Regions from separate parts of the Homo sapiens genome. Here region 1 is linked to region 2. A link is an interaction called in ENCODE POLR2A ChIA-PET data of the cell type or tissue named here. Cell type or tissue: PC-9. All regions are shown on one strand. Each heading gives the region's core, and the rest is flanking DNA. Links, peaks and the distances in the headings are about the cores only. Region 1 overlaps ILF3 (interleukin enhancer binding factor 3). Region 2 has its middle 9.5 kb from the start of SMARCA4.

What was found. ChIA-PET counts read pairs that join two places held together with the same protein. Peaks named below come from ENCODE experiments on the same cell type or tissue, not always from the same donor. Only the 100,000 strongest peaks of a DNase experiment are listed, where the experiment ranks them.
Region 1: POLR2A ChIA-PET joins it to region 2 with 7 read pairs; 4 of 35 experiments call an interaction of 5 or more read pairs at or near these places.

What each region holds. Positions count from the first base shown.
Region 1 is chr19:10,654,601-10,669,444 of GRCh38, reverse strand. All of the region lies in intron 1 of ILF3 (interleukin enhancer binding factor 3), which reads right to left. Among named protein-coding and RNA genes, the nearest start is that of ILF3, 7.7 kb to the right of the region's middle. RefSeq lists a silencer at 14,772-14,844. In PC-9, for the core only: no CTCF peak of the experiment used is centred there; no DNase peak of the experiment used is centred there.
Region 2 is chr19:10,944,122-10,958,965 of GRCh38, reverse strand. No RefSeq gene overlaps it. Among named protein-coding and RNA genes, the nearest start is that of SMARCA4, 9.5 kb to the left of the region's middle. In PC-9, for the core only: no CTCF peak of the experiment used is centred there; DNase peaks (open chromatin) are centred at 4,665 and 5,985; H3K27ac peaks cover 1,672 bases.

The DNA.
Region 1 (14,844 bases), core at 1,387-6,386, 290 kb after region 2:
GCAACTGCCAGCCCCTTCCGACTAAACTAGTTCCGAGCCAGCAGAGCAGGCTCAAACCTGAAAGGCCCAAGCATCAAGGATAAAGTCTGACATGCTGCCAAAACAAGAACTTCCCAAAATACCCAGGACTACCTAGCAAATCTAACTGCAAAATTTAAACACCCCAAGGTTAAACTTTAAAACCTAAGGGTGCTTGAGCGAGGTGGCTCACGCCTGTAATCCCAGCACTTTGGGAGGCCAAGGTGGGTGGATCACTTGAGGTCAGGAGTTAGAGACTAGCTGGGCTAACATGGAGAAACCACATCTCTCCTAAAAATACAAAAATTAGACAGATGTGGTGGCGTGCACCTGTCATCCCAGCTACTAGGGAGGCTGAGGCAGAACAGCGTGAAACCGGGAGGCAGAGGTTGCAGTGAGCTGAGATTGCGCCACTGCACTCCTGCGTGGCAAATAGAGTCTCCACCTCAAAAAAAATAAATGAATAAATAAATAAAACCGGCCAGGTGCGGTGGCTCATGCCTGTAATCCCAGCACTTTGGGAGGCCAAGGCAGGCAGATCACGAGGTCAAGAAATCGAGACCATCCTGGCTAACACTGTGAAACCCCATCTTTACTAAAAATACAAAAAATTAGCCGGGTGTGGTGGCACATGCCTGTTGTCTCAGCTACTCAGGAGGCTGAGGCAGAAGAATCACTTGAACCCGGGAGGCAGAGGTTGCAGTGAGCTGAGATCGCGCCACTGCACTCCACCCTGGGTGACAGAGCGAGACTCCGTCTCAATAAATAAATAAATAAAACCTAGGGGTCACCAGGCGCGGTGGCTCACGCCTGTAATCCCAACACTTTAGGGAGGCCGAGGCAGAGGCATCACCTGAGGTCGCGAGTTCAAGATCAGCCTGGCCAACATGGTGAAACCCTGTCTCTATTAAATATACAAAAAATGAGTCGGGTGTGGTAGCACATGCTTGTAATCCTAGCTATTCAGGAGGCTGAGGCCTGAGAATTGCTTGAACCTGGGAGGCGGAGGTTACGGTGAGTCGAGATCACACCATTGCACTCCAGCCTGGGTGACAAGAGCAAAACTCTGTCTCATTTAAAACAAAACAAAACAAAAAACCCCTAGGAGTCAAATGATGCCCCTGCAAAGCCCAGCAACAGGACATGGTGAGGTCAAAGGCTTCATGTCAGGGTAGGGATGCAGGAGGGAAGGAGTGTGAGGGGGCATGGGATGAAAAGGGCAGAAAGCCAGTCCCTGGGCTCAGTGGCTCAACATGCCTGAGACTCACACCATGGGGCAAGCCACTCGATCGATCGCCCAAGGAAAGCTTCTGCACAGACTTGGACCTGAAACCCCACTTGCCCAGCCACTAGCTTCCTTCTTGCATTAGCAACACGGAAGAGGCCCCTCTACTCTCGGCAGGACTAGGAAAATGAAACAAGTCAACCTACTTGAAGCATGCAGCACATATCCCATAGACCTAACAATTGGTACTAGATCCTACTGTTGAAAAAAATCTGCCTTCCCAGGCTGCAATGAGGGCCAGGCGTGAGTGATGTGTGTGCAAAGGGCATCCTCTCCTCCATCACCCATGTCTCTTCACCGAGCCAGAGTCAAGCTCCACAGGGCCTTCTTTCGCCACTGATTCTGCCAAGCCTGTTCCCTTGGCTATGGTTTCCCTGGATAGTCGCAACGACACTGGGAATCTTGTTCATGAAGTGAATCCTTATGAAGGAATTATAGTTACTTCAGTTAGGGGAATAATACTGTGGTTGTGCTGGAAAGAACCAACTTTAACTGTTCCACACATATTTAAGACAAATTTATGGCTAAAATTATATACCTGGTATTTGCTCTGAAATATACCAGGGAGCAGAAAGTAGAGAAGGATGAGGCCGGGCGTGGTGGCTCACGCCTGTAATCCCAGCACTTTGGGAGGCCAAGGCGGGCGGATCACGAAGTCAGGAGATCGAGACCATCCTGGCTAACACGGTGAAACCTCGTCTCTACTAAAAATACAAAAAATTAGCCAGGCATGGTGGTGGGTGCCTGTAGTCCCAGCTATAGGGAGGCTGAGGCAGGAGAATGGCATGATCCCGGGAGGCAGAGCTTGCAGTGAGTGAGCCGAGATCGTGCCACTGCACTCCAGCCTGGGCGACAGAGCAAGACTCCGTCTCCAAAAAAAAAAAAAAAGGAAAGTAGAGAAGGATGAAACAAGACTGTAGAACACTGACAGCTGTTGAAGCTGGGTGATGGATACTGTAATTCTTTTGTGCATGTTTTAAAAATTCCATAATAGATTTTTTGTTCTTAATTATTTGTAGAGATGGGTTGCTGCCATGTTGCGTGGGCTGGTCTCAAACTCCTGGGCTCAAGTGATCCTCCCAGTTCAGTCTCCCAAAGTGCTGGGATTACAGGTGTGAGCCACGATGCAAAGCCAACACTTTTTGTTTTTTTGAGAGAGTCTTGCTCTGTCGCCCAGGCTGGAATGCAGTGGTGTGATCTCGGCTCACTGTAATCTCTGCCTGCCAGTTTCAGGCAATTCTCCTGTCTCAGCCTCCCTAGTAGCTGGGACTACAGGTGTGTGTCGCCACACCCGGCGAATTTTTGTATTTTTAGTAGGGACAGGGTTTCACTATGTTCACCAGGCTGGTCTTGAACTCCTTGACCTCCTTGAACTGGGGAGGAGACTGCCATGAGCCGAGATTGCACCACTGAACTCCAGCCTACCTGACACAGCAAGAGAATGTCTCGAAATAAATAAATAAACAAAAATATAACAACAACAAAAACCTACTGAAAGCAGCTCCCGGGAGAAGTGGACCGTAATCTGCAGCAGGGGATATACCAAGTGAGCCTGGATCCTACCGGAGCGCCAGAAAGCAACAAAGCACTGGTGACTATAGCAGTCTTGTCCTGAGGACATCGGAGCTGACTTGTGAGGTGTCCCACTGGCTACATTTGGAACAAATTCAAAAAGAATCATGCTTCCACCTACATAAAGTTCTAGAATAAGCGAAACTAATCAGTGATGGGACAGCCTCTGGGGAACGGTGGTAGGGATCACATGGGAAGGGGCCCTCCCAAGCTTTCTGAGATGAAGGTTACATTCTCCCTCCTGACAAGAGTTGGGTATATGCAGTGGCCAGAATTCACTGACTGGTATACTAAAGATCTGTGCATTATTTAAAAAGAAAAAAGAGGCTGGGCATGGTGGCTCACCACGTTGGGAGCAGCACTTGTCAGGAGTTCAAGACCAGCCTGAGTGAATCTACAAAAAAAATTTTTAAAGAAAAAAATAAAAACCTAGCTGCAAATAAATACTAAATTCTTGTTAGTATGTAGAGGGAAGATTAGAACTTTCTGTTATTTAGTTGGAAATGCATCATAAAAATAAAGTGAGGCAGGAGCAGTGGCTCACGCCTGTTATCACAGCACTTTGGGAGGCCAAGGCACTTGAGCACAGTAGTTCGAGGCCAACTTGGGCAACATAATCAGACCTGGTCTCCAAAAAAATTTTTTTTTAAATTAGCCAGGTAGGCAGGGCGCGGTGGCTCATGCCTGGAATCCCAGCACTTTGGGAGGCTGAGGCAGGTGGATCACCTGAGGTCGGGAGTTTGAGACCAGCCTAACCAACACGGCAAAACCCCGTCTCTATTAAAAATACAAAATTAGCTGGGCATTGGTGGCACGTGCCTGTAGTCCCAGCTACTCGGGAGGCTGAGGCAGGAGAATCGCTTGAACCCAGGAGGCGGAGGTTGCAGTGAGCCGAGATCACACCATTGCACTCCAGCCTGGGCAACAAGAGCGAAACTCCTTCTTAAAAAAAAAGAAAAAAAAAATTAGCCAGGTATGGTGGCACCTGCCGTTAATTTCAGCTACTCAGGAGGCTGAGGGAGGAGGATCACTTGAGCCCAGGAGATGGAGGCTGCAGTAAGCCAAGACTGTGCTACTGCACTCCAGCCTGGGCAAAAAAAGTGTGTGAGACCCTGACCCCCGCCACCCCAAAAAAGAACTGTAAATAAATATTAAATTCTAGTTAATAATATGTAGAGGGAAGACTTGCAACTTCCTGCTACTTAGTTTGAAATGCATCATCAAAATAAAGTGGCCAGGCGCAGTGGCTCACACCTGTAATACCAACACTTTGGGAGGCCAAAGGTGGGTGGATCACCTGAGGTCAGGAGTTCGAGACCAGCCTGACCAACATGGTGAAACCCTGTCTCTACTAAAAATACAAAAATTAGCTGGGCGTAGTGGAGTGCACCTGTAATCCCAGCTACCCAGGAGGCTAAGGCAGAAGAATCGTTGGAACCAGGGAGGCTGAGGCTGCAGTGAGCTGAGATCGCGCCATTGCACTCCAGCCTGGGCGACAGAGCAAGACTCTGTCTCAAAATATAAAAATAAAATAAAAAACAAAAATAAAATTTAAAAAAATATATACAAAAATATATATACATATATTTGGCCAGGCATAGTGGTTCACGCCTATAACCCCAACACTTTGGGAGGCTGAGACGCGAGGACTGCTTAAGCACAGGAGTTTGAGATGGCACTGAGCTATGACTGTACCACTGCACTCCAGCCTGGGCAACAAAAGTGTAACCCTGTCTCTGATCAATCAATAAAGTGAAAAGTGAAAAGAATTATAAGTGGATGGACAAATATGTGAAACACAAGCAGTTAAATGCCCACAGCAAAACCTAGGCTGTGCATACAGGTAGGTGTTCATTAAATTTTTTATTTTATTATTATTATATTTTGAAGTGCAGTTTAACTCTTGTTGCCCAGGCTGGAGTGCAACAGCACGATCTCGGTTCACTGCAACCTCTGCCTCCCAGGTTCAAGAGACTGTCCTGCCTCAGCCTCCCAAGTAGCTGGGATTACAGACATGCACCACCACACCTGGCTAATTTTTTTTTGTATTTTTAGTAGAGACGGGGTTTCATCACATTTGTCAGGCTGGTCTCGAACTCCTGACCTCAAGTGATCTGCCTGCCTCGGCCTCCCAAAGTGCTGGAATTACAAAGGCGTTGAGCCACTGCGCCCAGCTTAAATTTTTTATTATTATTATTTTTGAAACGGACTCTCACTGTGTTGCCCAGGCTGGAGCGGAGTGGCGCGATCTCGGCTCACTGCAACCTCCGCCTCCCAGGTTCAAGTGATTCTCCTGCCTCAGCTTCCCGGATAGCTGGGATTACAGGCACCTACCACCATGCCAGGCTAACTTTTGTATTTTTAGTAGAGACGGGGGTTTCAACATGTTGGCCAGGCTGGTCTCAAACTCCTGACCTCAAATGATCTGCCCACCTCGGCCTCCCAAAGTGCTGGGATTACAGGCAGTGAGCCACTGCCCCCGGCCTAAGTGTTCACTAAAATTGTATCACCCTTTTTTCTATGTTTGAACATTTTCAAAAGATGTTACTAAAATAAAACAGATTCAACACATTAAATTTATATATATCCATAACTCCATACAGATACTTTAAAAAAAACTAACTTCCCACATTAGAGGTGTTTACATCCAAACTTCATAGTCTGAAAATTGTTAAAAGACTAAAGTTCACCCCCAGTTGATACAGACAATCTATTAAAAAAAGCCATGTGACACATTAGAGAGTTAGAAGTAGAAAATCACCCCACTATCAGGCACAGTGGCACACACCTGTAATCCCAGCACTTTGGGAGGCTGAGGCTGGTGGATCATGAGGTCAGGAGATCGATAGCATCCTGGCTAACACGTTGAAACCCCTCTCTACTAAAAATACAAAAAAATTGGACGGGAGCAGTGGCTCACGCCTGTGATCCCAGCACTTTGGGAGGCTGAGGCGGGTGGATCACGAGGTCAGGGGTTCGAGACCAGCCTACCCACATGGTGAAACCCCACCTCTACCAAAAATACAAAAATTAGCTGGGCGTGGTGGCAGGCGTCTGTAATCCCAGCTACTCAGGAGGCTGAGGCAGGAGAATTGCTTGAACCCGGGAGGCGGAGGTTACAGTGAGCCGAGATCGCGCCACTGCACTCCAGCCCGGGCGACAGAGCGAGACTCCATCTCAAAAAAAATGCAAAAAAATTAGCCAGGCGTGGTGGCAGGTGCCTGTAGTCCCAGCTACTCAGGGAGGCTGAGGCAGGAGAATGGCGTGAACCCAAGAGGCGGAGCCTGCAGTAAGCCGAGATCGCGCCACTGCACTGCAGTCTGGATGACAGAGAGAGACTCCATCTCGAAAAAAAGCCACCCCATCAACCATTGAAGCACTGAAGAACAAGGTATCATTCGGTCAAAATATCGCCCCACCCAAAATGCCTCAGAGGACACACACACGCCCCCAACACACCTGTCTTCAGCAAATGCCCTACATGTGGCTTTCCATCTGCTTTCTTCACTGTTCAAAATGAGAAACGTGGGTGTGCCCTTGCTATAACGACTGCCTCACTTCATCTTCCTCTGCTCCCCAAGGCAGACCCTTGAAAAGACCCCTGAAGGGCCTCGCTGGCCTCCAGCTTGCTCTGACCACCACAACTGGCCAGCATGCAGTCCGTTACATGCCTGGGTCCTCCTCCCTTAGACCAGGCAACAGCAGCAATGCTTTCTGACTCAGGTGGACACAATGAATAAGGGCAGTAATTATCTGAACTAAAACAAATGTTTAAAAACTAGAGTTATCGCTCCTTTTCAGGGCAACAAATCCATTCCTCTCTATGAGCCCAAGACCAATTTGACATCCAAGCCAGCTTCTTGGAATTTGTCTCACTAACTGATCCAGCAGTCTTCAGGGTGAGCAGAAACTTCCCTTTCAAGAGGATATTTAGTGAGGCACACTGCTGGCAATAAGCCTACAGCACCCACCCACACGCAACACTCCGCTGCCCCTACTAATCTAACTTTAAACGAAAGCTGCGAAACGATGAACAATGCTGTTCTTGCAACCACATTTATTCAAACCTGGCACCAGCAAAGCCTATTCTTACAATTTTTATGATTCAATCCTGGGCACCAGCAACATGCAGCTTCTCTGAAAACAAACCCAAGGCAGGATCAAGTGGTAAATGAAGTATTGGGATTTTAAACATGACTTCTTGGTGGTTTGGGATGGTTTAACACACAGGGATTCATTTTTCTTTTGTTCCTGAATCCAGCCCACCCACAACATGCAGTTACAGAAGCTTCAACCACAAAACATTATGTTTGTGGTGCAATGGCCATCTTTCTGACCTCTCACTAATTACACTATGAGGTTCATGGCACTTGTTGGAAAAGAAACATGCCCAAGTTAGTTCAGCATGAGTGGATGAACAGATGTTTGTGGAATGGACAGGTACAGTGGCAACACCCTCACAGGTATGGCCCCACCTGTCTTCGGGGTATTTCATAAGTCTTACAGCCTTCCCAGCAACTCTAGGGAATGGTCCTGAAGTGGATATTCACTTGAGAGAGACCAAATTAGGCTCTGAAATTCAGAGACTCAACCCACCTCCTGGTTTCCTGACCTCTGGAGCTGGCCCATCCTGGGCTGTGAGCTGAAATGATACACTTGAGCTAGGAGTCTTGGTGACTCCTTGAACTTTGACAGAGTCACGCCATCAAGGGCACATTGAAAATTATTCTTAGAAAGCAACCGGCCGGGCACAGTGGCTCCCACCTGTAATCCCACCACTTTGGGAGGCTGAGGCGGGTGGATCACCTGAGGTTGGGAGTTCCAGACCGGCCTGACCAACTTGGAGAAACTCCATCTCTACTAAAAATACAAAATTAGCCCGGTGTGGTGGTGCATGCCTGTAATCCCAGCTCCTCGGGAGGCTGAGGCAGGAGAATCGCTTGAACCCGCGAGATGGAGGTTGCAGTGAGCCGAGATCGCGCCATTGCACTCCAGCCTGGGCAACAAGAGCAAAACTCCGTCTCAAAAAAAAAAAAAAAGCAAGCAACCGAGCGAGGCAATGCCAGTCTAAAATCTTGCTATCAATGCCATTCTGAAATATTTAAAAATGTGAAGTCCAGTGCAATGGTTCATAGTTCAGACTGCAACAGTATTATTATATCAAAGAGCTTTTTTTTTTTTTCTCTTTGAGACAGAGTCTTGCTCTGTCACCCAGGCTGGAGTGCAGTGGCGTGATCTCAGCTCAACTGCAACTTCCGCCTCGTGGGTTCAAGCAATTCTTCTGCCTCACTCTACTGAGTAACTGGGATTACAGCCACAGACCACCATTCCTGGCTAATTTTTGTATTTTTAGTACAGACGGGATTTCACCATGTTGGCCAGGATGGTCTCCAACTCCTGACCTCAAGTGATCCGCCAGCCTCGGCCTCCCAAAGTGCTGGGATTATAGGCGTGAACCACCGCGCCCAGCCAGAAATAAAGATTTTAGTAAATATTTTCAACTTAAAGGACTGTCCTTTATTTTATTCCTATAGTTTTGGTGATAAAGACAATCTTGCTAATTATGAAAAACGGAAATGGTGAATGATCACTAATTTAAAGATATTTTCCTTGACAAAATAAAAAGTTGGCAAATACAGCCGGGCATGGTGGCTCACACCTGTAATCCCAGCACTTTGGGAGGCCAGGGCAGGCAGATCACGAGGTCAGGAGTTCAAGATCAGCCTGGCCAACATGGCAAAACCCTATCTCCACTAAAAATGCAAAAATTAGCCGGGTGTGGGGGCGGGCGCCTGTAATCCCAGCTACTCAGGAAGCTGAGGCGGGAGAATCGCTTGAACCCAGGAGGCGGAGGCTGCAGTGAGCCGACAGCACACCACTGCACTCTAGCCTAGGCGACAGAGTGAGACTCCATCTCATAAAAAAAAGTTGGCAAATACAAGTTGTTCCTCAAATGTTTCTGGAGACCCGGGACTCCAGGCTCACTAGTGTTGTGGAGTGCCCACAGTCCTAGAGTCAGAAGCCTGGAATTTGCCCCTGGGCTCTCCAACCTGGCAGCTTTGGGACCTACAGCAAATCACTTACCTTTCTGGTGGTGGGTGAAAAATGAGGATGAAAATACCACCTGCCTCAGGCTGCAGACAGCAAGGATTAAAGGTGGCACTATGGGGAAATGTTTTGTGAACTACAATACTACAAATGCAATGTATGAAGAGGATTAAATTGGGTACAGTTGTGAATGCCTGTAGTACCAGCTACTCGGGAGACCGAGGCAGGAAGATTCGTTGAGCCCAGAAGTTCAAGACCGGCCTGGACAACATAGTGAGAGCCAGTCCTTAGGAAAAAAAAAAGAAAAACATTAACTGCTCTTGGATGAACCAACAGAAATGCTTTAAAATCTGCCACCATAGAAAAACATTCAACATGACTTCAAGTGGGAATTATCAAACCCTCTTTCCAGCATGCTCTCAGGCAGCAGGGGGGCAAGGGAAGCATGGTTGAGAGATCCTCCCATATCTGGGTGGAGGCAGAAGCAATCCTTCCCCATGTATTCCCAGAGCGAAGCCTTGGATTATTTTTTTTAAACTTAGTATACAGTTCAATGTTTACTTCTCCCAGAACTGTATTTTTCCAGTTAAGATTTTTTTTTAAAAAGACCATCTCTCACATGGACATTAAATACTAACATCCAAACATGTTAACTGTTTAGTAAAACCTTTTTACTTTGAAATAACTGCAGGTCAGGTATGGTGGCTTATGCCTGTAATCCCAACACTTTGAGAGGCCGAGGCAGGCAAATCACTTGAGTGACGCCAGTTCAAGATAGCCCTAGCCAACACGGCGAAAACTCAGTCTCTATATAAAAATACAAAAATTGGCCGGGCACGGCGGCTCACGCCTGTAATCCCAGCACTCTGGGAGGCCGAGACAGGCGGATCACGAGGTCAAGAGATTGAGACCATCCTGGCTAATATGGTGAAACCCCGTCTCTACTAAAAATACAAAAAAATTAGCCGGGCGTAGTGGCGGGTGCCTGTAGTCCCAGCTACTTGGGAGGCAGAGGCAGGAGAATGGCATGAACCCGGGAGGCGGAGCTTGCAGTAAGCCGCGCCACTGCACTCTAGCCTGGGCGACTGAGCGAGACTCATCTCAAAAAAAAAAAAAAAAAAAAAAAAAATTAGAACCGGCGTTGTGACTCACACCTGTAATTCCTGCACTTTGGGAGACTGAGGCAGCAGATCACTTGAGGTCAGGTATTCGAGACTAGCCCGAGCAAAATGGTGAAACCTCATCTCTACTAAAAATACAAAAAATTAGCTGGGCGTGACGGCAGGTGCCTGTAATTCCAGCTACTTGGGAGGCTGAGGCAAGAGAAATGAGGCAAGAGAAACACTTGAACCCAGGAGGCGGAGGTTGCAGTAAGCCGAGACCGTGCCACTGCACTCCAGCCTAGGTGACACTGTGAGACTCCATCTCAAAAAAAAAAAAAAACAACACTCTGATATGAGAAACTAGTTTTATAGGCAAGCAGCAGAAAAGAAAGTGGCCTGGAAGACTTACTCATCTCCAAGACCTTTTATCTTTATCTAAGTAAGACCTTAACCTTCAGCTTCAAGCAAAATCCTCGAAAAGATAAGGACAGCTGTTGGGCATGTTCAGTGAAAATTATGTACTTCACACTGCAAAGTAGAACTTTTTTTTTTTTTTTTGAGACAGAATCTTGCTGTCGCCCAGGCTGGAGTACAGTGGCACAATCTCTGCTCACTGTAAGCTCCGCTTCCCGGGTTCACGCCATTCTCCTGCCTCAGCCTCCTCAGCAGCTGGGATTGCAGGCACCCGCCACCACGCCCGGCTAATTTTTTTGTATTTTTTAAGAGAGACGGGGTTTCACCGGGTTAGCCAGGATGGTCTCGATCTCCTGACCTTGTGATCCGCCCGCCTCGGCCTCCCAAAGTTCTGGGATTACAGGCCTGAGCCACCGCGCCTGGCCAGAACTTCTTACTATCACTTAAAATTATAAAAATAATTTGGAGCAAATTTGCATACTGTAATACATTCAACTTTATGACTAAATGATACATGGTGATCACGCATTCCACAAGAGAATGGCCCTCAGACAGTAAACATATTTTTGTCTTAAAATTAGTGCCACTGGGCAAGGCGGCTCATATCTGTAATCCCAGCACTTTGAGAGGCTGCAGGAGGATCACTTGAGCCTAGGAATTTGAGACCAGCCTGGGCAACATAGTTTAAGACCCTATCTCTACAAAAAAATAAAATTAGATTAAAAATTTAAAAAAAACTAGTAGCTACATTTTCAATGTCTTCACTACGTAAACATTTAATGAGAAGAGAAAAAAGGTAAATTCTGGCCAGGAGTGAGGGCTCACTCCAGTAATTCCAGCTTTTTGGGAGGCCAAGGTGGGCAGATTGCTTGAGCCCAAGAGTTCTGAGGCCAGCCTGGGCAACGTGGAAAGATCCTGTCTCTACAAAAAATTCAAAAAATTAGCTGGGTGTGGTGACATGTGCCTGTGGTTCCAGCTACTTGGGAGGCTGAGGTGGGAGGATTGCTTCTTGAGCCTCAGAGACAGAGGCTGCAGTGAGCGGAGATCACGCGACTGCACTCCAGCCTGGGTGACAGAGTGAGACCCTGTCTCAAAAAAAAAAATTAAATTAAATTTTAACTGGACATCACTTTTACACGATGCCTAAATACAGCTGATGCTAAATGTATCTGAATTTCCAATTGTTATTATTTTTTTTTCATACGAAGTCTTGCTCCATCACACAGGCTGGAGTGCAGCGGCACGACCTCAGCTCACTGCAACCTCCGCCTCCTACGTACAAGCGATTCGCTGCCTCAGCCTCCCGAATAGCTGGGACTGCAGGTGTGTGCCACCGTACCTGGCTAATTTTGTACTTTTTTTTTTTAGTAGATACGGGGTTTCACCATGCTGGTCAGGCTGGTCTCGAACTCCTGACGTCGTGATCCGCCCACCTCAGCCTCCCAAAGTGCTGGGATTACAGGCGTGAGCCACCGCACCCGGCCACCAATTGCTATTCATAATGGAATCACCCGTGAAGTGTTCTCATGGAAAAGTTTCACAAGGATTTATAACAGATCATAAATATCATAAAAATTTCTTAAAAATCAGCACCGATGAGGCCCCCTAACCACCACCTACCTGCCTACTCTACTTTCACAACCATTTCAACAGCAGCTTACTATGTATAATAATACAGATCGGCAATCTACTTGTTTCAGATAAAACGGACAAATGCTTCAGTAGGAAACTAAAGTTTGCCTCGTGCCTCCCAGGCCCCAAATCTCTACTCATTCATTGTGTGAAGATGACACTCAAACCACTATCTGCCTCAGATTCCAAACTTCCTGATGGAAACAAATCAAATCTTTCTCTGCCAGGACTTTGTTAAGATAAAAAGCATCCAATAAACAGAACCTAGAAGGCTGGGCATGGTGGCTCACGCCTGTAATCCCACAACTCTGGGAGACCGAGGCCGGTGGATCACCTGAGGTTCGGAGTTCGAGACCAGCCTGACCAACATGGAGAAGCCCCATCTCTAGTAAAAATGCAAAATTAGCTAGGTGTAGTGGAGCATGCCTGTAATTCCAGCTACTCGGGAGGCTGAGGCAGGAGAATCGCTTGAACTCGGGAGGTGGAGGTTGCGGTGAGCCGAGATCGCGCCATTGCACTCCAGCCTGGGCAACAAGAGCTAAACTCTAACTCAAAAAAAAAAAAAAAAAAAAAACCCTACAAAATCCTAGTTCCTGTAAAGGTTTAATAAAAGCAAGATTCAAATATTAAGGTCACAATTTCCTGGGCCATAAATGCTAATACTAAATGTTAACACTTACACATCTTTCAAAACTGCACAAGGTGAATTAACTTGCTGACAAAATGTAGCAGGATGACAAGTCCAAGAGGTATAAATAAGGGAAGGGATCACTCCTCTGGGGCCATGAAAGGTAATCAAAAGAAACCGAGAAAGGGTGACAGCAGTCCCTAAGAGAAGAGGCCCCAGCCCAAAGAAAACGACTAAAGGCTTTTCCAAGAATAGAAGACTTCTAACCCCCACATCTTGCTAAAGCCTAAAGGGTAATCTACTGTCTACCCAAAGGAAAGGGACTTACAGAAGGCTTCTTCCCCATCACTGACTCTACCTGTCCCCTACCTGGAGGCCTTAACCAGGGAGCACCGTCTGTATCTGTGTGATCAAAATATTAGCAGCTGTCCTTTGTCAACGTGGTATTTAACATGAAAATTTAGGAAAAAATAACAGACTTAGATTCCTCATGCTCAGGAATATGGGCCTTCAAGACCCTGAAAATACTAGAAGGAGCCAAAGGAATTTTTGCCTAGAGGCACCAAACAAGTTCAATCAGAAAAACCACAAACAATTAGGCACCTCTCAGCTCCAGGAAGACTCGGCTAAGCTCCAGGAAGATAGGGAGAGTGATAAATAGCGCCCAGTGGCGGCAAGGCCAAGCCTGGCAGTCATTGCTAGCCTCCAATCTGAACTAAAGAATATTCCAGACAACACTGGGGCCTGCAGACTCCATTCACAAATCCCAGGGACCAAGAGCCACCCACATAAGCAAGGGGCCCCAGCACCACGGAACAGGGAGAGGAGCACCTGCCAATGTCCTGCGGCCTCCTCCTGCTTTCCAGCTGTGAATGAGGCCCTGGTTCCCACACTTCATTCACAGTCTGGGCGGCTACTGTAACTACATCCCACGAGACCACACACAAAGCATCACGCACAAGGGACAGTGGCAGCACTCTGAGCAATCCATGGAGATTCCCATCCACAAATACCTGAGGAAAAGAGAGCTTAAAGTCCTAAATTTGAATCCTAACTTCGGATGGCACCTCGCGATTCCATGTGGACCACAAATATGCCATCACACCACTCATTTTAAAGAGAGCAAAATCTTGAAAAAGATTCAGCAGCAGTGAATTACCGGAGTCCAGAAAAAGAAACCACTGAAACCGACGCTTCGTTGCTGATCCATGTCACCTAAGCAGCAACTGGCAAACAATGTTGGAAATGTGGAGAAGAGATCCCTCATTCTCCTCAAATTTGGCCACTGAACTGGGGGAGGAGCATGCAGACCGCCGTACACCCCAAATAATTCATCCAGGCGGTGAATTAACTGGGGCAGAACCTCATGAGTAACCTCGAGAATCTCAATCGTTCAACTACTTGAGAAAATAAAGGTAGAAATGGGTTTTAAGCATCCACGTTTCGGGGCCCAGGCTTGCACCCAAGTAGATTGCCGGTCTAGAGAAGGCAAATACTAACAATCTGGAAAAACATTCAACAATGAAAACAAACTAACTAAAGAAAAAGCTGAAACCCTCTCAAGTTTTGACCCTGATCTGAGAGAGGCCTGGCTGACCAGAGATTTGGAAACCCGACGAACCCACAAAGGCTTCCTCAGCAATCCGCGTGGGAAGGGGCTTCCAAGGAGGGGGTCCGCCTCTCCGCGACCTGTGAGGACAAAGGAGGCGACTTTTCCCGCCTCGGGAACCTGGGACTCTCCTGGAATCGGGGGCGGGACCGGGACAAAGAGGAGGAGGGGGTAGGGAAGGAGTGAGGAAGGGGGGTCGCCCCGCCGCGGAACTCGGGACCCGAGGGGGTGTGTGCTCCAAGCACGTGCGCGCGTCCCCAGGACCCCCGCAACAGACAAAAGCCCAGCCGCGGGGAGGCGGCAGCCGGGGGCCCGGTGCGCGCGCACCCCCCCGCGCGTGGCGCCGCCGCCGGCCGAGGGGCCGCGTGCGGGGGGGAGCGGCTGCGCGCGCACCGAGTCCTCGCCGCCGCCGCAGCCGCCATTTTGTTTCCTCCGCACAATGGAAGAGAGTTAACGGCCGAGCGCGGGAGCGAGGCCGGCAAGGGAGGAACGGGCCAGGCGCCGGGATGAGGGAACCGGGCGGAGGCGGCGAGCG
Region 2 (14,844 bases), core at 3,150-8,149:
TTACCAGAGCATCTACACCTCACTTTCTTCACCTGTGAAACAAACAATAAGGCTGGGTGCGGTGGCTGACATCTGTAATCCCAGCACTTTCGGAAGCCAAGGTGGGCAGATGACCTGAGGTAAGGAGTTCGAGACCAGCCTGGCCAACATGGTGAAACCCCGTTTCTACTAAAAATACAAAAAAATTAATTAGCCAGGCATAGTGGCAGGTGCCTGTAATCACAGCTACTCGGCAGGCTGAGGCAGGAGAATTTCTTGAACCCAGGAGGTGGAGGTTACAGTGAGCCAAGATCATGTCATTGCGCTCCAGCCTGGGTGACGAGAGTAAAACTCCATCTCAAAAAAAAAAAAAAAAAAAAAAAATGCTGGGCCCAGTGGCTCACGTCTGTAATCCCAACACTTTGGGAGGCCAAGGCAGGTGGATCATGAGGTCAAGAGATTGAGACCATCCTGGCCAATGTGGTGAAACACCATCTCTACTAAAAATACAAAAATTAGCTGGCTGTGGTGGCGCGTGCCTGTAGTGCCAGCTACTCAGGAGGCTGAGGCAGAATTGCATGAACCCAGGAGGCGGAGGTTGCAGTGAGTCGAGCGTGCCACTATACTCCAGCCTGGTGACAGAGGGAGATTCCGTCTCAAAAACAAAACAAGACAAAACAAAAAAAACCCACCAGAAACAATAATGGCTCCCACTTCCACTGTTTGGTTATGAGGAATCATGACAGCAGGTAGCCCACCTGCTAGCTCTCTGATCCTCAGCTAGTGTTATTGAATAGTGCACAGTAAGTGAGCAAGTAGAAGTGGGATCTGAACTCGATTCCTCATTCATTCAAGTAGTTATTTTTTTGTTTTTTTGTTTTTGTTTTTGAGACACAGGCTTGCTGGGTCATCCAGCCTGGACTGCGGTGGCACGATCAGTACTCACTGTAGCCTCGACCTCCTGGGCTCAAGCGATCCTCCTGCCTCAGCCTCCCGAGTAGCTTGGACTACAAGGGTGGGACACCACACTCAGCTAATTTTCTTAAAATTTTTTGTAGAGACAGTCACACTATGTCGTCCAGGCTGGTTTCAAACTCCTGGGCTCAGGTGATCCTCCCACCTCAGCCTCCCAAAGTGCTGGGATTACAGGCGTGAGCCAAGGCGCCCGGCCAAATAGTATTTCTTATGCTCTCTCCAAATGCTAAGCATTGAGCTAGGAATACCCTGCAGCAATGCATGGAGGAGGCAGGGTTGCTGCCCATGGAGTGGATGGTATGACTGTTCTCTAATTGTCTTTTATGCTAATCACACTAATATGCAATAGTGTAAAGAAAAACAGGCCGGGCCAGGCGCGGTGCCTCACGCCTGTAATCCCAGCACTTGGGAGGCCGAGGCAGGCGGATCACCTGAGGTCAGGAGTTCAGGACTAGCCTGACCGACGTGGAGAAACCCTGTCTCTACTAAAAAAATACAAAATTAGCCGGGTGTGGTGGTGCATGCCTGTAATCCCAGCTACTTGGGAGGCTGAGGCAAGAGAATCGCTTGAACCCAGCGGGCAGAGGTTGCGGTGAGCTGAGATCATGCCGTTGCACTCCAGCCTGGGCAACAAGAGCGAAACTCCGTCTCAAAAAAGAAAAACAGGCCGGTTGTGGTAGCTCATGCATGCCTATAATGGCAGTACTTTGGGAGGCCCAGGCTGGCAGATCACTTGAGGACAGGCGTTCAAGACCAGCTTGGGTAACATTGTGAAACCCCATCTCTACAAAGCAATACAAAATTTGCCAGGTGTCTCAATTAAGAGCACAGTTCTTAATAATGAACTGCCCCTGGGACCTTGGCCCCATGTCTGCATTGACACCCTTGGCTTCCAGACTTTAAAAAAAAAACATCTACAGGCTGGGCGCAGTGGCTCACGCCTGTAATTCCAGCACTTTAGGAGGCCGAGGCAGGCAAATCACAAGGTCAGGAGCTCGAGACCAGGTCAATATGGTGAAACCCTGTCTCAACCAGGCACGGTGGCTCACGCCTGTAATCCCAGCACTTTCTCTGGGATCGCAAGGTCAATATGGAGTTCGAGACCTGGTCAATATGGTGAAACCCCGTCTCAGCTGGGCGCAGTGGCTCACACCTGTAATCCCAGCACTTTGGGAGGCCGAGGCGGGCAGATCACGAGGTCAGGAGATCGAGACCATCCTGGCTAACACAGTGAAACCCCGTCTCTACTAAAAATACAAAAAAATTAGCCAGGCGTAGTGGCAGGCGCCTGTAGTCCCAGCTACTCAGGAGGCTGAGGCAGGAGAATGGCGTGAACCCGGGAGGCACAGCTTGCAGTGAGCTGAGATCCCGCCACTGCACTCCAGCCTGGGCGACAGAGCGAGAGTCTGTCTCTAAAAAAAAAAAAAAAAGAGAGACCCCGTCTCTATTAAAATACAAAAATTAGCCAGGTGTGGTGTCAAGCACCTGTAGTCCCAGCTACTCGGGAGGCTGAGGTAGGAGAATCGCTTGAACCCAGGAGGCGAAGGTTGCAGTGAGCCAAGATCACACCACTGCACTCTAGCCTGGGCGACAGAGACTCCATCTCAAAAAAAAAAAAAAAAGAAGGGGAGGAGAGGGCAGGGCAGGGGAGGGGAGGGGAGAGGAGGGAACGGGAAGTGGGGGAGGGGAATCATCCCAGAGGAGAATGGATTTTTTTTTTTTTTTTTTTGGCGCAATTTCCGCTAACTGCAAGCTCCGCCTCCCAGGTTCACGCCATTCTCCTGCCTCAGCCTCCTGAGTAGCTGGGACTACAGGTGCCCGCCACCACGCCAGGCTAATTTTTTGTATTTTTAGTAGAGACGGGGTTTCACCGTGTTAGCCAGGATGGTCTCGATCTCCTGACCTCGTTATCTGCCCACCTTGGCCTCCCAAAGTGCTGGGATTACAGACATGAGCCACTGCGCCCGGCCTTCTTCTTTTTTTTTTTTTTTTTTGTTTTTTGAGACGGAGTCTTGCCCTGTCACCCAGGCTGGAGTGCAGTGGCTCAATCTTGGCTCACTGCAACCTCCACCTCCCACCTCCCAGGTTCAAGAGATTCTCCTACCTCAGCCTCCTGAGTGGCTGGGATTACAGGTGGATTCTTCTCTTTTACTCAAAGATGAGGGCTTGAAATAACAACTCACCCAAGTCCAGAACATGAAAATGTAAAATACATTGACTTCAGTTGCCACTGCAAGTTAAACACCTTTTCAGTAATATCTCCAGATCTTCCTTGGAATATGAAATCACTCATTAGTTAACAAAATGTGCATTTATTCATCAAAAATGACCTCTTGTGCCTGGGCACAGTGGCTCACACCTGTAATCCTGGTATTTTGGGAGTCTGAGACGGGCAGATTGCTTGAGCCCAGGAGTTCAAGACCAGCCTGGGCAACATGGCGAGACCCCATCTCTACTAAAAATACAAAAATTAGCATGGCATGGTGGTGAGCACCTGTAATCAGAGCTACTCCGGAGGCTGAGGCAGGAGAATCACCTGAGCCCAGAAGGCTCTCTAGCCTGGTGATAGAGGAGACCCTGTCTCAAAGAGAAAAAAAAGAAAGAGGTCAGGCGCGGTGGCTCACACTTGTAATCTCAGCACTTTGGGAGGCCAAGGCGGGCAGATCACACGGTCAGGAGTTCAAGGCCAGCTTGACCAACATGGTGAAATCCTGTCTCTACAAAAAATACAAAAATTGGCCGGCGTGGTGGCGCATGCCTGTAATCCCAGCTTCTCAGAACGCTGAAGCAGGAGAATCGCTTAAACCCCAGAGGCAGAGGTTGCAGTGAGCTGAGATCGCACCATTGCGCTCCAGCTAGGGCGACAGAGCAAGACTGTATCTCCAAAAAAAAAAGGAATTGGCAGGGCTCAGGCCTGTAATCCCAGCACTTTGGGAGGCCGAGGCGGGCAGATCACGAGGTCAAGAGATCGAGACCATCCTGGCCACCATGGTGAAACCCTGTCTCTACTAAAAGTAGAAAAATTAGCTGGGCGTGGTGGCGGGCATCTGTAATCCCAGCTACTCGGGAGGCTGAGGCAGGAGAATCGCTTGAACCCAGGAGGCAGAAGTGAGGTTGCAGTGAGCCAAGATCGCCCCACTGCACTCCAGCCTTGTGACAGAGGGAGACTCTGTCTCAAAAAAAAAAAAAAAGGTGATTTCCGTAAACCTAGCAGTGAGATGTACGATGCAGAAAACAGTTCTTCCAAGACAGAAACTCAGGGCAATAGCTTTATTTTATCCAGTAGCTGTGGTTTTAACACAATTCAGGAAATCCCCAGCATTTCACATCATGTTTATACTAAGCATCCCACTTCTACCAACTACATATGGAAACCTGACTGCCCACATTTGTTAGAAATTTTGTAGGTGTTTTATTTTAGCTATATTGTTTTATCTTAAGTTGAATTTATTAAGCTCTTCTAAGATTCTGGCTCTGAATGATGGCACTTTGGGTCTCCACCAAGAGTAATCACCAAACTGGGTGCGGTGGCTCATGCCTGTATTCCCAGCATTTTTGGAGGCCAAGGTAGGAGGATCGCCTGAGCCCAAGAGTTTTAGACCAGCCTGGCCAACATAGGGAGACAGTATCTCTAGAAAACTTTTAAAAATAAGCGAGGCGTGGCAGCACATGCCTATAGTCCCAGCTACTCGGAAGGCTGAGGAGAGAGAATCACTTGAGGCCAGGAGATCAAGGCTGTGTGAGTCATGATTTCATCACTGCACTCCAGCCAGGGCCACAGAGCAAGACCCAGTCTCAAAAAAATAAATAAAAAGGAATAAACTATTGAGATGCACAACAGATGAGATGAATGAATCTCTCTTTTTTTTTTTTTTTATTTGAGACGGAGTCTTGCTCTGTCGCCCAGGCTGGAGTGCAGCAGCGGGATCTCGGCTCACTGCAAGCTCTGTCTCCTGTGTTCACGCCATTCTCCTGCCTCAGCCTCCTGAGTAGCTGGGACTACAGGCACCTGCCACCACGCCTGGCTAATTTTTTGTATTTTTAGTAGAGACGGGGTTTCACCGTGTTAGCCAGGATGGTCTCAATCTCCTGACCTCGTGATCTGCCCGCCTCGGCCTCCCAAAGTGCTGGGATTACAGGCGTGAACCACGGCACCCAGGCGAGATGAATGAATCTCTAGGGAATTATGCTTTGGGCGGGAACCGGGGAGGGGAAGCCAATCTCAAAAATGTTACATACTATCTGATTAAATTTTTTTGTTTTGTTTTGTTTTGATTTGATTTGTTTTGAGATGGAGTCTCGCTGTGTCTCCCAGGCTGGAGTATAGTGGTGCAATCTTGGCTCACTGCAACCTCCACCTCCTGGGTTCAAGCAATTCTCCTGCCTCAGCCTCCCAAATAGCCGAGATTGCAGGAGCCCACCACCACGCCCGGCTAATTTTTGTATTTCTAGTAGGGATTGAGTTTTACCATGTTGGCCTGGTGGATCTCAAACTCCTGACCTCAAGTGACCCACTCGCCTCAGCCATGATCAGTATTTTGAATGTGGGCGTGAATATGCAAACCTACATAGGAAGCAAATTGTATACAATTTACTACACACGCGCGCGCGCGCGCACACACACACACACACACACACACGAGTACAAGTAAAATGGAGAAAATCCACCTAAGATTGCGCTGGGCGTGGTGGCTCATTCCTGTAATCCTAGCACTTTGGGAGGCTGAGGCGGGCAGATCACTTGAGGCCAGGAGTTTGAAACCAGCCTGGCCAACATGGGAAAACCCTGTCTCTACTAAAAACACAGAAATTAGCAAGTCTTGGCGGCGGGCACCTGTGGTCCCAGTTTTACTCGGGAGGCTGAGACAGGAGAATCTCTCCAGCCTGGGAGGCGGAGGTTGCAGTGACTGAGATTATGCCACTCCGCTCCTGCCTGGGTGACTGAGTGAAAGTCCATCAAAAAATAAATAAATATATAAACCTGGGAGTGGCATCCACAAGACAGTGGCAGAACAGGTTTTCCAACCCTGAACTGGAGCTACTGGAAGTGTCCCAAGGCAAGCCAAGCCGGGGTTTCCCAAACATCACCTGCAGATGTGCTCTCAGTCTGAGAAGAGTGAGTCTGGGCCTCAGCAGGTCTGCTTCTCTCAGAAAAAGCATTTTGCTGTTCTGGGCTTATCCAGCTATTACTTTTCCCTGGGGCTGCACACAAATTCTTCTAGTGACTTTGTAAACATTTAATTAGGTAGGTAGTTAGTTACTTTTTGAGGCAAGGTCTCACTTGGTCACACCCAGGCTGGAGTGCAGTAGCACAATCATGGTTCACTGTAGCATCAACCTCCAGAGCTCAAGCCATCCTCTCGCCTCAGCCTCCTGAGTAGCTGGGGCTACTGGTGCGCACCTCCACACCTGGTTAATTTTTTTTATTTTTTGTAGAGATGAAGTTTCACCATGTTGCCCAGGCTGGTCTTGATCTCCTGAGCTCAAGCAATCCTCTCACCTCAGCCTCCCAAAGTGCTGGGATTAAAGGTATGAGCCACCATGCTAGGCAATTTTGTAAACTTGAAATGCACTTCTCTGAAAACAGAAGACAGCAACAGCCTCTTAAAAATCGTAAGTGTAGGCCGGGTGCAGTGGCTCACGCCTCTAGTCCCAGCACTTTGGGAGGCCAAGGCACACAGATCACAAGATCAGGAGTGTGAGACCAGCCTGGCCAATATGGTGAAACCCCGCCTCTACTAAAAAAAAAATACAAAAATTAGCCAGATGTGGTGGCACACACCTGTAGTCTAGCTATTCTGGAGGCTGAGGAAAGAGGATCGCTTGAACCTGGGAAGTAGAGGTTGCAGTGAGCCGAGGTCGTGCCATTGCACTCCAGCCTGGGCGACAAAATGGGACTCCATCTCAAAAAAAAAAAAAAAAAAATCGGCCAGGCGCGCGGTGGCTCAAGTGTGTAATCCCAGCACTTTGGGAAGCCAAGGCGGGTGGCTCACGTGAGGTCGGGAGCTTGAGACCAGCCTGACCAACATGAAGAAACCCCGTCTTTACTAAAAATAAATAAATTAGCTGGGCATGGTGGCAGATGCCTGTAATCCCAGCTACTCAGGAGGCTGAGGCAGGAGAATTGCTTGAACCCAGGAGGCAGAGGTTGCAGTGAGCCTAGATTGCGCCATTGCACTCCAGCCTAGGCAACAAGAGCTAAACTCCATCTCAATTAAAAAAGAAAAAGGCTAGCCGGGCGCAGTGGTTCACGCCTGTAATGCCAGAACTTTGGGAGGCAGAGGCGGGCGGATCACGAGGTCAGGAGATCGAGACCATCCTGGCTAACACAGTGAAACCCCGTCTCTACTAAAAATACAAAAAATTAGCCAGGCATGGTGGCGGGCGCCTGTAGTCTCAGCTACTGGGGAGGCTGAAGCAGGAGAATGGCCTGAACCCGGGAGGCGGAGCTTGCAGTGAGCCAAGATTGTGCCACTGCACTCCAGCCTGGGCGACAGAAAGAGACTCCGTCTCAAAAAAAAAAAAAGAAAAGGCTGGGCACGGTGGCTCATGCTTGTAATCCCAGCACTTTGGGAGGCCGAGGCAGATGGATCACAAGGTCAAGAGATCGAGACTATTCTGGCCAACATGCTGAAACTCCATCTCTACTAAAAATACAAAAATTAGCTGGGTGTGGTGGCTTGGGCCTGTAGTTCCAGCTATTTGGGAGGCTGAGGCAGAGGCGGAGGCTGAGCTTGCAGTGAGCCAAGATCGCGCCACTGCACTCCAGCCTGGCGACAGAGCGAGACTCCGTCTCAAAAAAAAAATCATAAGTGACAACTTTAGGAAGCCTACGGGGGCAGATGACTTGAGGCAAGGAGTTTGAGACCAGCCTGGCCAAAATGGTGAAAACCCATCTCTACTAGAAATTCAAAAATTAGCCAGATGTGGTTATAGCTACTTGGGAGGCTGAGGCATGAGAATTGCTTGAACCCAGGAGGCAGAAACTGCAGTGAGCTGAGATCGTGCCACTGCACTCCAGCCTGGGCAACAGAGCGAGACTCTGTCTCAAAAAAAAAAAAAAAAATTCAGAAGTGGCAGCCACCTCACACCATTAGGAGAGCTACTGTTAAAAATAAAATAAGGCTAGGCATGGTGGCTCATATCTGTAATCTCAGCACTTTGGGAGGCCCGGGTGGGGGGATCACTTGAGCCCAGGAGTTCAAGACCAGCCTGGGCAACAGAGGAAGACCTTTTTTCAACTAAAAATAAAAAATTGGTCTGGCCACGATGGCTCACCCCTGTAATCCCAGCACTTTGGTAGGCCGAGGTGAGCAGATCACTTGAGGCTAGGCTGGCCAACATAGTAAAACCCCATCTCTACCAAAAATACCCAAAAGAACCTGTCTCTACCAAAAATACTCCATCACTACCAAAAAAAAAAAAAATCAAAAATTAGCCAGGTGTGGTGGTACATGCCTGTAGTCCCAGCTACTCGGGAAGCTGAGGCACCAGAATCACTTGAACATGGGTGGCAGAGGTTGCAGCAAGCCAAGGTTGTGCCACTGCACTCCAGCCTGGACAATGGAGTGTGACCCTGTCTCAAAGAAAAGGGAAATTTTATGTAATGTGTATTTTACCACAATTTTTTTCTCTTTTTTTTTTTTTTTTTTTTTGGCACAGGTTCTCACTCTGTTGCCCAAGCTGGAATGTCATGGTGTGATCATGGCTCACTGAAGCCTCAACCTCCCAGGGGTCAGGTGATCCTCCTACTTCAGCCTCCCACTACAGGTTGGTGCCAGCACACCCAGCTAATTTTTGAACTTTTTTTTTTAGAGATACATCTTGCTATGTTGCCCAGGCTGGTCTCAAACACCTGGGCTCAAGTGGTCCTCCTGCCTTGGCCTCCCAAAGTGCTAGGATTACAGACATGAGCCACCGTACCCAGCCTTTTTTTTTTTTTTTTTCCTGAGATGGAGTCTCACTCTGTCGCCCAGGATGGAGTGCAGTGGCGCGATCTTGGCTCACTGCAAGCTCTGCCTCCCGGGTTCACGCCATTCTCCTGCCTCAGCCTCCTGAGTACCTGGGACTAGAGGCGCCCACCACACACCCGGGTAATCTTTTTGTATTTTTTTTTTTTAGTAGAGACGGGGTTTCACCATATTAGCGAGGATGGTCTCGATCTCCTGACCTCGTGATCTGCCCGCCTCTGCCTCCCAAAGTGCTGGGATTACAGGCCTGAACCACTGCGCCCGGCCTTCTTCTTTTTTTTTTTTTTTTTGTTTTTGTGAGACGGAGTCTTGCCCTGTCGCCCAGGCTGGAGTGCAGTGGCGCAATCTCAGCTCACTGCAACCTCCACCTCCCGGGTTCAAGCTACTCTCCTGCCTCAGCCTCCCGAGTAGCTGGGATTACAGGTGCATGCCACAATGACAGAGCTTTTTTTTTTTTTTTTTTGTATTTTTAGAAGAGACAAGGTTTCACCATGTTGGCCAGGCTGGTCTCGAACTCCTGACCTCAGGTGATCCGCCTGCCTTGGCCTCCCAAAGTGCTGGGATTTTATAGGCGTGAGCCACCATGCCCAGCTTTACCACAATTTTTTTGTTTGTTTGTTTCTTGTTTTTTGAGACAGAGTCTCACTCTGTCGCCCAGGCTGGAGTGCAGTGTCGAGATCTTGGCTCACTGCACCCTCCACCTCCCAGGTTCAAGCGATTCTCCTGCCTCAGCCTCCTGAGTAGCTGGGATTACAGACACGTGCCACCACACCGAGATAATTTTTGTATTATTAGTAGAGATGGGGTTTCACCATGTTGGTCAGGCTGGTCTCAGACTCCTGACCTCAGGTGATCCACCTGCCTTGCCCTCCCAAAGTGCTGGGATTACAGGTGTGAGCCACTGCACCCAGCCTGCAGAATTTTTTAAAAAGTCATAAACAGCAATACTCCAGGCCACCCAGCTATCCACCACTGAACTCTGCCTAGGTCCTTGTGATCAGTTTCAGGTGCCAGCTGAGAGATGTGAGAAATCTTCAAACGAAAAGAATCAGCCCCAGTTAACTGAGAATTGACTGCTGATCGGGTCGCCCTGGGAAATTTAAGAGACTGATTTCATCTGATTAAGAACATGGATTCTGGGCCAGGTGTGGGGGCTCAAGCCTGTAATCCTAGAACTTTGGGAGGCTGAGGTGGGCAGATCACCCGAGGTTAGGAGTTCGAGACCAGCCTGGCCAACATGGTGAAATCCCGTCTCTGCTAAAAATACAGAAATTAGCTGGCATGGTGGCAGCGTGCCTGTAGTCCCAGCTACTCGGGAGGCTGAAACATAAGAATCACTTGAACCCAGGAGGCAGAGGTTGCAGTGAGCCGAGATCGCACCATGGCACTCCAGCCTGGGCGACAGAGTGAGATTGTGTCTCAAATAGAAAAAAGAAAAATATATATGGCTTCTGTATTTCTGGGCTATTTCCAAAGCGAGGGGACGCGGAGGTGCTTGTCATGGACTCACATCGTGGGACCTTCTGAGATTAGTTTCGTGTTCCACGTGACAGAATGGAATTAGGAAGGCACCAGGTGGCAGTGAGTCAGCCAGCAGGCGTGGGAATTACTGCCAAGAGGCCTCACTTGGAAGAAAAGCTGTTCTTTTGGGGTGCCAAATCTGGTTTTCCTTTTTTTTTTTTTTTTTTGAGATGGAGTCTCGCTCTGTCACCCAGGCTGGAGTACAGTGGTGCAATCTTGGTTTACTGCAAGCTCCACCTCCTGGGTTCACGCCATTCTCCTGCCTCAGCCTCCTGAGTAGCTGGGACTACAGGCGCCTGCCACCACGCCTGGCTAATTTTTTGTATTTTTAGAAAAGACAGGGTTTCACCGTGTTAGCCAGGATGGTCTCAATCTCCTGACCTTGTGATCTGCCCGCCTCGGCCTCTGAAAGTGCTGGGATTGCAGGCATGAGCCACTGCGCCTGGCCTTTTTTTTTTTTTTTTTTTTTTTTTTTTTTTGATGTAGGGTCTCACTCTTTCACCCACACTGGAGTACAATGGTGTGATCTCGTCTCACCGCAACCTGTGCCTCCCAGGCTCCAGCGATTCTCCTGCCTCAGCCCCCAGAGTAACTGGGATTACAGGTGCCCACCACCACGCCTGGCTAATTTTTGTATTTTTAGTAGAGACAAGGTGTCACCATGTTGACCAGGCTGGTCTCGAACTCCTGACCTCAGGTGATCCTTATATCTATACCTCGGCCTTCCAAAGTGATGGGATTACAGGCATGAGCCACCAGGCCCGGCCAGTACTGGAATGTTAATGACATTTTTTTTTTCTTAATTTTCTTTTTTTCTTTTTTGGGATGGAGTCTCATTCTGTTACCCAGGCTGGAGTGCAGTGGCTCACTGCAACCACTGTGTCTCAGGTTCAAGTGGTTCTCCTGCCTCGGCCTCCAAGTAGGTGGGATTATTTGGTGCCCCCCACCATACCCGGCTAATTTTTGTATTTTCAGTAGAGACAGGGTTTTGCCATGTTGGCCAGGTTGATGTCAAACTCCTGACCTCAGGTGATCCGCCTGCCTCAGCCTGCCAAAGTGCTGGGATTAGAGGCGTGAGGCACTGTGCCCAGCCTTTTTTCTTAATTTTCTTGTAGAGAGGGGTCTCATTATGCTGTCCAGGCTGGTCTCAAATTCCTCAGCTTAAGTGATCCTCCTGCCTCAGACTCTCAAAGTGCTGAGATTACAGGCCTGAGCCACCGTGTCTGGCCAAATATTTTAATTTCTGATTATGAAGATTTTTGTTTGTTTGATCTGATAGCAAACCAGGTTGTGTAGTCTACCCTCCTGCTGCGAACTAAAAGAGCTATTCCAGGAATTTTAATGTTGGCATTATAGGCATTTTGGCTTAGTTACTTCTTGGTTGAGGGGGATTTCCTGTACATGGTAGAATGTTTAGCAGCTCATTAGTCCCAGTAACACCCCTCCTCCAGTTCTGACAACTAGAAATGTCTCCAGATATTGTGAAATATTTCCAGGGAGGTCAAAATTTCCCCTGCTTGAGAACCAGTGGACAAAACAAAACATTTAATTTAATTGATTTTTCTTTGTGTGTGTGTGTGTGTGTCTGTGTGTGTGTGTTTGAGACGGAGTCTCGCTCTGTCACCCAGGCTGGAGTGCAATGGCGGATCTTGGCTCACTGCAAGCTCTGCCTCCCGGGTTCACACCATTCTCCTGCCTCAGCCTCCCGAGTAGCTGGGACTACAGGCACCCGCCACCATGCCCGGCTAATTTTTTGTATTTTTAGTAGAGATGGGGTTTCACCGTGTTAGCCAGGATGGTCTCGATCTCCTGACCTCGTGATCAGCCCGCCTTGGCCTCCCAAAGTGCTGGGATTACAGGTGTGAGCCACCGTGCCCGGAGTTGTTTTTTTTTTTTTTTTTGAGACAGAGATTTGCTCTGTCACCTAGGTTGGACTGTAGTGGCACAATCTTGACTCACTGCAACCTCCGTCTCCTGGGTTCAAGTGATTCTCCTGCCTCAGCCTCCCGAGTACCTGCGATTACAGGTGCCTGCCACCATGCCCGGCAAATTTTTTCTATTTTTAGTAGAGATGGGGTTTCACCATGTTGGCCAGGCTGGTCTCGAACTCCTGACCTCAAGTCATCTGCCCACCTCGGCCTCCCAAAATGCTGGAATTACATGTATGAGCCACGGCGCCTGGTCCATTTTTCTTTTTTCTTTTTCTTTGAGACGGAGACTCACTCTGTCACCCAGGCTGGAGTGCAGTGGCGCAATCTTGGCTCACTGGCACCTCTGCCTCCTAGGTTCCAGCGATTCTCCTGCCTCAGCCTCCTGGGTAGCTGGGACTAGAGAAGTGTGCACCATGCCCAGCTAATTTTGTATTTTTAGTAGAGACGGAGTTTCACCATGTTGGCCAGGCTGGTGTCGAACTCCTGACCTCAGGTGACCCACCCCCCCCCCCCACCCCTTGGCCTCCCAAAGTGCTGGGATTAGAGGCTTGAGCCACTGCACCCAGCCTTCACCTTAAAATATTTTTGGGCGAGCATGGTGGCTCACACCTGTATTCCCAGCATTTTGGGAGGCTGAGGCCAGTGGATCGCCTGAGGTCAGGAGTTTGAGACCAGCCTGGCCAATGCAGTGAAACCCTGTCTGTACTAAAAATGCAAAAATTAGCCGGGCGTGGTGGCGGGCACCTGTAATCCCAGCTACTCGGGAGACTGAGGCAGGAGAATCACTTGAACCCAGGAGACTGAGGTTGCAGTGAACCGAGATCACGCCACTGCACTCCAGCCTGGGCGACAGAGCGAGACTGTCTCAAACAAAAAAAAAGAAAGCATTTTTAAATAAGAAATATTTTCTTAACATCGCTTATCATTAGGGAAATGCAAATCAAGACCACAATGAGATACCACTTCACACCCAAACAAAACACAACAGAAAATAACAAGTATGGGTGAAGACATAGAGAACTCGGAGTGCTGTGCAGCATGATTGGTAAGAATGTAAAATGGTGCAACCTTTGTGGAAAGCAGCAGGGCGCAAATTGAAAAAGACAGAGGCAAATGGCCATTAGCTGATAGCAAACATCTGCATTAAAGGAGCTTTTTTTTTTTCTTTTTTGGAAGGTCTCCAAAAATGAAAAAAAAAGCTCACCACAGCCTCAACTTCTTGGGCTCAAATGGTTCTCCCGCCTCAGCCTCCTGAATAGCTGGGACCACAGGCATGCGCCACCACACCTAGCTAATTAAAAAAAATTTTTTTTGGTCTGGCACAGTGGCTTATGCCCATAATCCCAGCACTTTGGGAGGACAAGGCAGGCGGATCACCTGAGGTCAGGAGTTCGAGACCAGCCTGGTCTACATGGTGAAACCCCGTCTGTCTAAAAATACAAAAATTAGCCAGGTGTGGTGGTGTGTGCCTGTAATCCCAGCTATTCAGGAGGCTGAGGCAGGAGAATTGCTTGAACCCAGGAGGTGGAGGTTGCAGTGAGCTGATACCATGCCATTGCACTCCAGCCTGGGTGACAGAATGAGACTCTGTCTCAAAACGAAACAAAACAAAACAAACAAAACACTAGCCGGCCATGTTGGCACACGTCTGTAATCCCAGCTACTTTGGAGACTGAGACACAAGAATCGCTTGAATCCAGGGGGCAGAGGTTGCAGTGAGCTGAGATCACGCCACTGCTCTCCAGCCTGGGCGACAGAATGAGACTGTGTCTCAAAAAAAAGCAAAAAAAAAAAAAAAACCCAAAACACTAGCCAGGTATGGTGGCACACATCTGTAATCCCAGCTACTTGCGAGGCTGAGGCACAAGAATCGCTTGAATCCAGGAGGCAGAGGTTACAGTGAGCTGAGATCGCACCACTGCACTCCAGCATGGGCGACAGAGTGAGACCCCATTTCAAAAAAAAAAATATTTTTTTTTGTTTAGAGATAGGATCTCGCTCTCTGGCCCAGGAAGGTGTCAAAATCCTGGCCTCAAGTGGTCCTCTTGCCTTGGCCTCTGAAAGTGCTGGGATTACAGGCATGAGCCACAGCACCCAGCCTTGTTTTGTTTTACTAGCTATTCTCATGGGTGTGACATGTTATCTCTCCCTCTTTTTTTTTTCGAGATGGGGCCTCGCTCTGTCACCCAGGCTGGAGTGCAAGGGCGCGATCTCAGCTCACTGCAACCTCCACCTCCCAGGTTCAAGTGATTCTCCTGCCTCAGCCTCCCGAGTAGCTGGGACTACAGGCACGTGCCACCACGCCCAGCTAATTTTTTGTATTTTTAGTAGAGACAGGGTTTCACCGTGTTAGCCAGGATGGTCTTGATCTCCAGACCTCGTGATCCACCTGCCTCGGCCTCCCAAAGTGCTGGGATTACAGGCATGAACCACCACACCCAGCCTCTCCCTCTTTTTTTTTATTTTTA